Regions from separate parts of the Homo sapiens genome. Here region 2 is linked to region 1. Evidence: read pairs that join two places in POLR2A ChIA-PET (ENCODE). Cell type or tissue: HepG2. All regions are shown on one strand. Each heading gives the region's core, and the rest is flanking DNA. Links, peaks and the distances in the headings are about the cores only. Region 1 overlaps ISY1-RAB43 (ISY1-RAB43 readthrough). Region 2 has its middle 18 kb from the start of RAB7A.

Region 1 (4,396 bases), core at 295-4,294:
ATGGGGGAGTCCTTGTCTCTACTAAAAATACAAAAATCAGCCAGGAGTGATGGTGCACGCTTGTAATCCCAGCTACTCAGGAAGCTGAGGTAGCAGAATAGCTTGAGCCTGGGAGGCAGAGGTTGCACTGAGCCAAGATCACGCCAGGGCACTCCAGCCTGGGTGACAGGGCAAGACTGTCTCACAAAAAATAAAAAAATAAAAAAAATACATTTTAGAACCTCCCACTCCCACGTTCTGTTCTATTAAGAAAGAAAAAAGACCTGCCACCACCATGGTGAGACTTTCCAGTGCTAAAGACACAGAGAACTCAAGGCAGCCCAATCCTCTGAGGGCCTCAACCAAAGCAAAGGGAGAGGATTCCAGAAGCCTCTCCCAAAGCAAAGCCAAGGCATCTTGGAGAAAACAAGAATCACAAGTTTTATTTTTTTTATTGACTTTCCAAAATCTACATATAAAAACAATACTTTTTGGTACACAATTATGTGAGTTTTCACAAATGCATATAATCATGTAATCATCACCATAATTAAGACACAGAAAAGTTCCATCGCCCCAAAACATTCCCTTATGCATCACTATAGTCAACCCCTCCCCCTACCCAACTTTTGGCCACCAGTAAACACAATTTATTCTGTTCCTATAATTTTGCTTTTCCAGAACATCATATAAATGGATCAAAAATTATGCAGTATTTTGAGTTTTGTTTCTTTCACTCAGCATTAGGCTGAGTTGAAATGTTTTATTTATTTTTTTTATTTTTATTTATTCATCGATATGTTTTAATTTTATTTACTTTAATTATTATTATTATTTACAGAGATGAGGCCTTACTATGTTGCCCAAGCTGGTCTCCAACTCCTGGACTCAAAGCGATCCTCCCACCTTGGTCTCCCAAAGTGCTGGGGATTACAGGCATAAGCCACGGTGCCTAGCCTATATGTTTGTTTTTACTACTGAGTATTATTTTATTTTATAGACACACCTCAGTTTGTTTATCCATTCACCAGAAGGACCTTTGGGTTGCTTCCAGTTTTGGGGCTACTATAAACATTATGTATGAGTTTTTGTGTAACAGAAAAGTATTACATTTCTCTTGGAGAAATACCTAGGAGTGGAATTGATGGATCATAGGTTAAGTGTATGTTTAACTTTATAAGAAACCACCAAACCCCATTCTAAAGTAACTGTTCCATTTTGCCTCCTCACTAGCAGTGCATGAGAGTTCATTACTTCACATATTCACCAGCACTTGGCATGGTCACTATTTGTGTAAGTCATTCTATTAAGTGTGTAGTATCCCACTGTTGTTTTAATCTGCATTTCCTTTATGACTATTATGTTAAACACATGAAAAGATGCTCATTTGCATCTACATTTTATTTTATGTTTTGAGACAGTCTCACTCTGTTGCCCAGGCTGGAGTGCAGTGGTACAATCTCAGCTCACTGCGACCTCTGCCTCTCAGGTTCAAGCTATCCTCATGCCTCAGCCTCCCAAGTAGTTGGGATTACAGGCGTGAGCCACCACACCCAGCTAATTTTTGTATTTATTTTTAGTAGAGATGGGATTTTGCCATGTTGGCCAGGCTGGTCTCAAACTCCTGGCCTCAAGTGATCCACCCATCTCGGCCTCCCAAACTGCTAGGATTACAGGCGTGAGCCACCATGCCCACCCTACATATTTTCTTTGGTAAAGTATCTGTTCAAAATTTTGCCCACTTCTTAAAACAAATTATATTTTCTAATCGATGAATTTTTAAGAGTTATTTGTCATCCCCTTCTCCATTGAATTGTTTTCATAACTTTGTCAAAAGTCAACTGACCAAACCAGACATAGTGGCTTATGCCTGTAATCCCAATACTTTGGGAGACACAGACAGGAAGACTGCTCAAGTCCAGCCTGGGCAACATAACAAGAGCCCATCTTTACCAAAAACTTAAAAATTAGCCAGGCAGGGCTGGGCACAGTGGCTCACACCTGTAATCCCAGCACTTTGGGAGGCCGAGGCAGGCAGATCACTTGAGGTTGGGAGTTCGAGACCAGTTTGACAAACAAGGATAAACCCTATCTCTACTAAAAATACAATTAGCTGGGTATGGTGACACATGCATGTAATCCCAGCTACTTGGGAGGCTGAGGCAGGAGAATCACTTGTACCCGGGAGGTGGAGGTGTGGTGAGCTGAGATCACGCCACCACACTCCAGCCTGGCGACAAGAACAAAACTCTATCTCAAAAAAAAAAAAAAAAAAAAAAAAAAAATTAGCCAGGCATGCTGGGCACAGCAGCTCACGCCTGTAGTCCCAGCACTTTGGGAGGCCAAGGTGTGTGGATCAGGAGGTCAAGAGATGGAGACCATCCTGGCTAACACAGTGAAACCCCGTCTCTACTAAAAAAAAAAAAAAAAAAAAAAAAAAATATATATATATATATATATATATATACACAAAAAAAATCAGCTATGCATGGTGGCACACACTTGTAGTCCCAGCTACTTGGGAGGCTGAGGCAGGCGAATCGCTTAAACCCTGGAGGCAGTGAGCCAAGATCGTACCACTGCACTCCAGCCTGGGCGAAAGAGCAAGACTCCAACTCAAAAAAAAAAAAAAAAAAAAGAAAGAAAGAAAAAAATTAGCCAGGCATGGTGGCATGCGTCTGCAGTCTCAGCTACATGAGAGTTTGAGGCAAAAGGATCACTTGAGCCCAAGAGGTGGACGCTGCAGTGAGCTATGACTGCACCACTGTACTCCAGGCTGGGTGACAGAGAAAGGCTCTATCTCAAAAAAAAAAAAAAAAAAGAAAAAGTCAACTGACCATTTATGTGTGGCTCTATTTCTGGACTTCTAATTCTGTTTCTTTGGTCTATGTGCCCTGTCCTTTCACCAATACCACATTATCTGGAAGCTGGAGCTTTCTATTACATCTTGAAATCAGGTGGAATGAATGCTCCAATTTTGTTCCTTTTCAAAATTGTTTTGGCTATTCTAGTTCCTTTGCCTTTCCAATTAAATTTCAGACATAGAATGTCAATGTAAACAAAAAATCCTGTTAGAATTTTGATTGTGATATATTGGAAGAGAGAAAGAATTAACATCTGTACTGTGTTAAGTCTTCCCATACAACAGCACAGTGTATCTCCCCATTCATTCGGGTCTTCTTTGGTTTCTTTAGTCATCGCATCCTAGTTTTCAGCATACAGATCCTGACTGTATTTTGTTAGATTTATACCTAAGTATGGCCAGGCGCGGTGGCTCATGCCTGTAATCCCAGCACTTTGGGAGGCCAAGGCGGGTGGATCACGAGGTCAGGAGATCGAGACCATCCTGGCTAACATGGTGAAACCTCGTCTCTACTAAAAATACAAAAAAAATTAGCCAGACGTGGTGGTGGGCGCCTGTAGTCCCAGCTACTCGGGAGGCTGAGGCAGGAGAATGGCATGAACCTGGGGGGCGGAGCTTGCAGTGAGCTGCACTCCAGCCTGGACGCCAGAGCAAGACTCCATCTCAAAAAAATAAATAAATAAAATTAAAATTAAAAAGATTTATACCTAAGTTATTTCTTGTGTTTTGGTGCTTTTGTAAATAGCACTTTAAAAAAATGTTGTATTTCCAGCTGTTCAATGTTAGTATATAAAAATATAATTTTGAAGCTGAGCATGGTGGCTCACACCTGTAATCCCAGTACTTTGGGAGGCTGAAGCAGGCAGATATCACTTGAGCCCAGAAGTTCCAGACCAGCCTAGCCAACATGGTGAAACTCTGTCTCTACTAAAAATACAAAAATCAGCCAGGTGTGGTGGTGGATGCCTGTAGTCCCAGCTACTCGAGAGGCTGAGGCAGAATAGCTTGAACCTGGGAGGCAGAGGTTGCAGTGAGCCGAGACTGGGCCACTGCACTCCAGCGTGGGTGACAGAGGAAGACTCTGTCTCAAAAAAAAATATATATATATATAAATATATAAAATATATAAATATATAAAAATATATATAAATATATAAAAATATATATATGAATATATATGGGGTGTGTGTGTATATATATAATTCTGTATATTGAACTTCTTTTCTGTGATCTTGATAAATTCACTTATCCATTTTAGAAGTCTTTCTGTAGGTTCCTTGGGATTTTCTACATAGAAAATTATGTAGGATTTTAGGTGGGCATGGTGGCTCATGCCTGTAATCCCAGTACTTTGGGAGGCAGAGGCGGGTGGATCACCTGAGGTTGGGAGTTCGAGACCAGGCTGGCCAACATGGCGAAACTCTGTCTCTAGTAAAAATACAAAAATTGGCCGGGCATGGTGGCACATGCCTGTAGTCCCAGCTACTCAGGAGGCTGAGGCAGGAGAATCGCTTGAACCCAGGGGACAGAGGTTGCAGTGAGCCGAGACTGCAC
Region 2 (4,396 bases), core at 133-4,132, 440 kb before region 1:
ACTGGAAATAACCTAAGAGTAAGTCAACATGGAAGAGGTTAAAGAACTAATGACTTATTGATTCAAAGGAAAATTACAGCCGTTAAAATAATGACAATTATGTGTCAATGTATAAGAAGCTTTGAAGTAATACTAAATCGAGAAGGATTATAAAATGGTACTCAGATTGGGAATCCAACCATGTCAAGAAACACATACACAAAAAGAAGAAAATGTCCTTATCACCTAATATGTGGTAGGCCTTCTGCTGAGTCTCAGGGATACACAATGAATAAAATGTGGTCTCGATGTGGCTCTCTGTTGTGGTGCCTGCCCCCAGAACTCTTACCAGGAACCTCCCCATGACAAAGCAAGTTAAATGTTTGATAGCTGCCTGTTGGTTGTGAGTGGGGATGAACGTTCTAGAGCTTTTGCCAATTTCTGTGATGTAAACATTTTTGCCAGGCTGATTTCAAGGTACCGATGGAATTTCACTAACACAGAATTGGAAAGAGATATTCATAAGCGGCTCTTGAGACTCAGTGCAAACTAGCTTCAGCAGCACATTTGGGAGGTGGTTGCTAAATAAGCAATAATTTATTTATAGGATGGAATCCTAATCAGCCATGAAAATATCATACTGTAGAATAATTAGTCATATTTGAAGAAGTTCATCTAGTTATAATGCCATTCAAAAAAAAAGGCCGGGCACGGTGGCTCACGCCTGTCATCTCAGCACTTTGGGAGGCCAAGGCGGATGGATCACAAGGTGAGGAGATCGAGACAATCCTGGCTAACAGAGTGAAGCCCCGTCTCTACTAAAAAAATACAAAAAGTTAGCTGGGCATCGTGGCGGGCACCTGTAGTCCCAGCTACTTGGGAGGCTAAGGCAGGAGAATGGTGTGAACCCGGGAGGCGGAGCTTGCAGTGAGCCGAGATTGCGCCACTGCACTGCAGCCTGGGCGACAGAGCAAGACTCCATCTCAAAAAAAAAAAAAAAAAAAAGAGGGCTGGGTGTGGTGGCTCACGCCTGTAATCTCAGCACTTTGGGAGGCCAAGGAGGGTGGATCATGAGGTCAGGCGTTCAAGACCATCCTGGCCTCAGGTGATCTGCCCACCTCGGTCTCCCAAAGTGTTGGGATTACAGGCGTGAGCCACCACGCCTGGCTGAATTATATCTTAATAATAAAAAAAAGTAGGTTACAAAGCAATCTGTTTTGTACATGTGGTAGGTCAGCAGCCTGTAAGATGACCCCCAGTGATTCTCACCTTCTGATAGTCACATTCTTGTGTAAACCTCTCCCCTCTGGTGTGGGCCAGATTTGATTCCTCACTTCTAACAAACAGAATACAGCAGAAATGATAGAATGTTACTTCCGATATTAAGCTGTGACACGATGGCTCCCATGATGGAGACTCTGGGTCCCTCCTTCTCTCTGTTACTCGCATCCTCCCCCCAGGGAAGCTGGTTGCCGTGTCATGTGCATGAGCAGCCCTGTGGAGAGGTCCATGTGGCAAGGAACTGATGTCTCCAGACACCAACCAGCAGGCAGGGGATGAACTGCTGAGCTTCAAAGTGGATCCCTCCCCAGTCAGGGCTGGAGATGACCTCAGATTGCCAAGGCAATCTGTCAGAGGAAGAAAAAGTTGGAGGGCTTACACCACCAGATATTAGGACCCGTTATGTAAATATAATACACATATTATGTAAATATAGTACAGTGTGGTATTGGCATAAGGACAGGCAAACAGATCAATAGGACAGGACAGAGTCTAGAAATAGACACATTAACATACTGTCATCTGATTTATGACAAAGGTGACAGTAGTTGGGAAAGGAGTGTTTTTGTTTGTTTTTTTTTTTTTAGACAAGGTCTCACTCTTGCCCAGACTGAAGTGCAGTGGTGCAATCATAGCTCACTGTAGCCTCAAACTCCTGGGCTCAAGCAATCCTCTCACCATAGCCTCCTGAGTAGCTGGGATCACAGGCACGTGGCAGCATGGTCAGCTAATTTTTTATTTTTATTTTGTTAGACAAAGTCTTGCTCTGTCACCCAGGCTGGAGTAGAGTGGCATGATCACAGCTTACTGCACCCTCAACCTCCTGGGATCAAGTGATCCTTCTGCCTCAGTCTACTGAGTAGCTGGGACCACAGGCACATGCCACCACATCCAGCTAATTTTTGTACTTCTTGTAGGGATGAGGTTTCACCAGGTTGCCCAGGCTGGTTTCAAACTCCTGGGCTCAAGCCATCTGCCCAGCTTGGCCTCCCAAAATGCTGGGATTATGGGTCTGAGCCACCATGCCTGGCCAGAAGTCTTCTTCATAGATGATATGGGGTCACTTCTGCTTCTCCGGCTATGCTCACTGGCCATCAGCGCCCTCTGTGTGCCCAGAGTCTCACATAGGGCACCTGCACGTTATCCACAGAACACTGTGGGGCCTTCCTCCCAGCTCAGGGCCATAAGGAGAGAGACCTGCCTCGGGTTTGATGTCTTCTTGCCCCCTCAGCTCCTCTCCAGGGCTCCCCATTCCCAGGCCAGTCCTTCTGGGTGAGAAGCCAGCAAGATGCATGTGATCTTCGGCCTCTGGGTTGGCCCCAGTGGTGCATACCCACTGGTGTTCATGTCCATCTGTAGTCTCCTCTCACACTGAATCAAAGCTGGCCTGGGTGACAGGCAGCATTCTGTCAGAGGGACAGTGCATGACTTCTGAGGCTTGGTCATATGAGACCCTGCGGTGCTACCTTGGGCCTTTGGCTTGTTCTCTCGGGGTGAGGTCAGCTGCCCTGCCTTGAGGACACTCAAGCAACCCTGTGGAGAGAAGCCCAGTTGTCAGCACCAGTTTGCCAGCCACTCCAGCGAACCACCTTGGAAGCAGGCCCTCCAGCCCCAGACAAGGCTTCAGATGGCTCTAGGCCCCAGCCCTTGAGATTTTCAGCTGAGGCCCCAAGCATGATGTAGTAGAGATAAGTCATTCACACCGTGCCCTGTCGGAACCCCTAGCCCACAGAAATCACAACATAATAAATGACTATTGCTTTAAGGTACTAAGTTTTGAGGTGTTTTGTGTTGCAGCAATAGATAACTGATACAATGGCTCAAGCCCAGTGCTACACTCTGGGAAAGTCCTCCTTGTTCTCTTCCCTGAAGCTTGAGGCTTTGCAGGCAGCTCCCCTGCAGTCTCCTCCTGCCCCGCCACACCCCGCCCCCGCGCCCCCCCCTCCATCCCTCCTAGTACCCCCCCACCTCCCTCTGGCTACCTCACTCTTCCTTCCCTCTCCAGGGAGGCAGAGGGCAGGATCGACCCATCTGCTGCCTCATTGGAGGTTCCACTGGGAAATGAGATGCTCATCTTCCCTGCTGATAGCACTGCCTCCGAGGCTTTCAGAATAAGTTTTCTAGAATCCCCTCACTTTGGCAATAGTGAGGAAGGAAAGAAAACCCTAGTATTCCCCAGTGGGCAGTGACTAGCATGGATTACCTCTGTCACTTCTTCTCACACTTGTGCTCATATTGGGGGTGGGGAGGGATGAGTGATTGTAGTAGGGCCGGTTCTGCCACCTCTTTGTACATACCTGGGGCATGTTCTTGCCCCAATCTCAACAGAGTCTTTGAATCATCCTTAAGCGTGAGGTCCACAGCACTATTTGTCATAAATTTTGGATCTCCATCGTCAATACCAGGAAAACAGGAAAAGTCCCTCTTAAACATTCGAGTCCAGGCTTTCACCACCTGGCATGACCTGATCTTTCTGCTTGGGTTTCTTTGCTGTTCCTGCTTCCTTCACTCTAACTCTGTCCCTTTGGCAATAAATATATCAGCACTTTCTGGGACGATTTATGACATGCTCTCTTTTCACCAAACCTCCGCACATGGTGGTCCCTTTGCTGGCAACAACCTTCCTCTTCCTTTGCCCAACAGATTCTTACCCTTCATGAGCCACCTCAGCACTGTCTCCTCAGGAAAGCCCTGCTTGACTACTCTAACTTTCTGGCTATATTAAGTGCCTCTACTGGGTCATCCTAGCTCCTTTGCTTCCTTTACCACACTGTATTTGCAGCAGAGACACTGTATTTGTGGCCGAGGCAGAAATACAATTACTTTTTTTTTTTTTTTGAGATGGAGTCTTGCTCTGTCACTCAGGCTGGAGTGCAGTGGAGTGATCTCTGCTCACTGCAACCTCCACCTCCCGGGTTCAAGTGATTCTTCTGGCCTCAGCCTCCTGAGTAGCTGGGATTACAGGTGCCTGCCACCACGCATAGCTAATTTTTTCTATTTTTAGTAGAGATGGGGTTTCACCACATTGGCCAGGCTGGTCTCCAACTCCTGACCTCAAGTGATCCGCCCACCTGGGCCTCCCAAAGTTCAGGGATTACAGGCGTGAGCCACCGCAACTGGCCCAGAAATACAGTTT

The links. ChIA-PET counts read pairs that join two places held together with the same protein. Peaks named below come from ENCODE experiments on the same cell type or tissue, not always from the same donor. Only the 100,000 strongest peaks of a DNase experiment are listed, where the experiment ranks them.
Region 2: POLR2A ChIA-PET joins it to region 1 with 5 read pairs; 2 of 35 experiments call an interaction of 5 or more read pairs at or near these places.

What each region holds. Positions count from the first base shown.
Region 1 is chr3:129,147,192-129,151,587 of GRCh38, forward strand. All of the region lies in intron 5 of ISY1-RAB43 (ISY1-RAB43 readthrough), which reads right to left. All of the region lies in intron 5 of ISY1 (ISY1 spliceosome associated protein), which reads right to left. Among named protein-coding and RNA genes, the nearest start is that of ISY1, 12 kb to the right of the region's middle. In HepG2, for the core only: no CTCF peak of the experiment used is centred there; no DNase peak of the experiment used is centred there.
Region 2 is chr3:128,706,468-128,710,863 of GRCh38, forward strand. No RefSeq gene overlaps it. Among named protein-coding and RNA genes, the nearest start is that of RAB7A, 18 kb to the right of the region's middle. In HepG2, for the core only: no CTCF peak of the experiment used is centred there; a DNase peak (open chromatin) is centred at 1,744; H3K27me3 peaks cover 854 bases.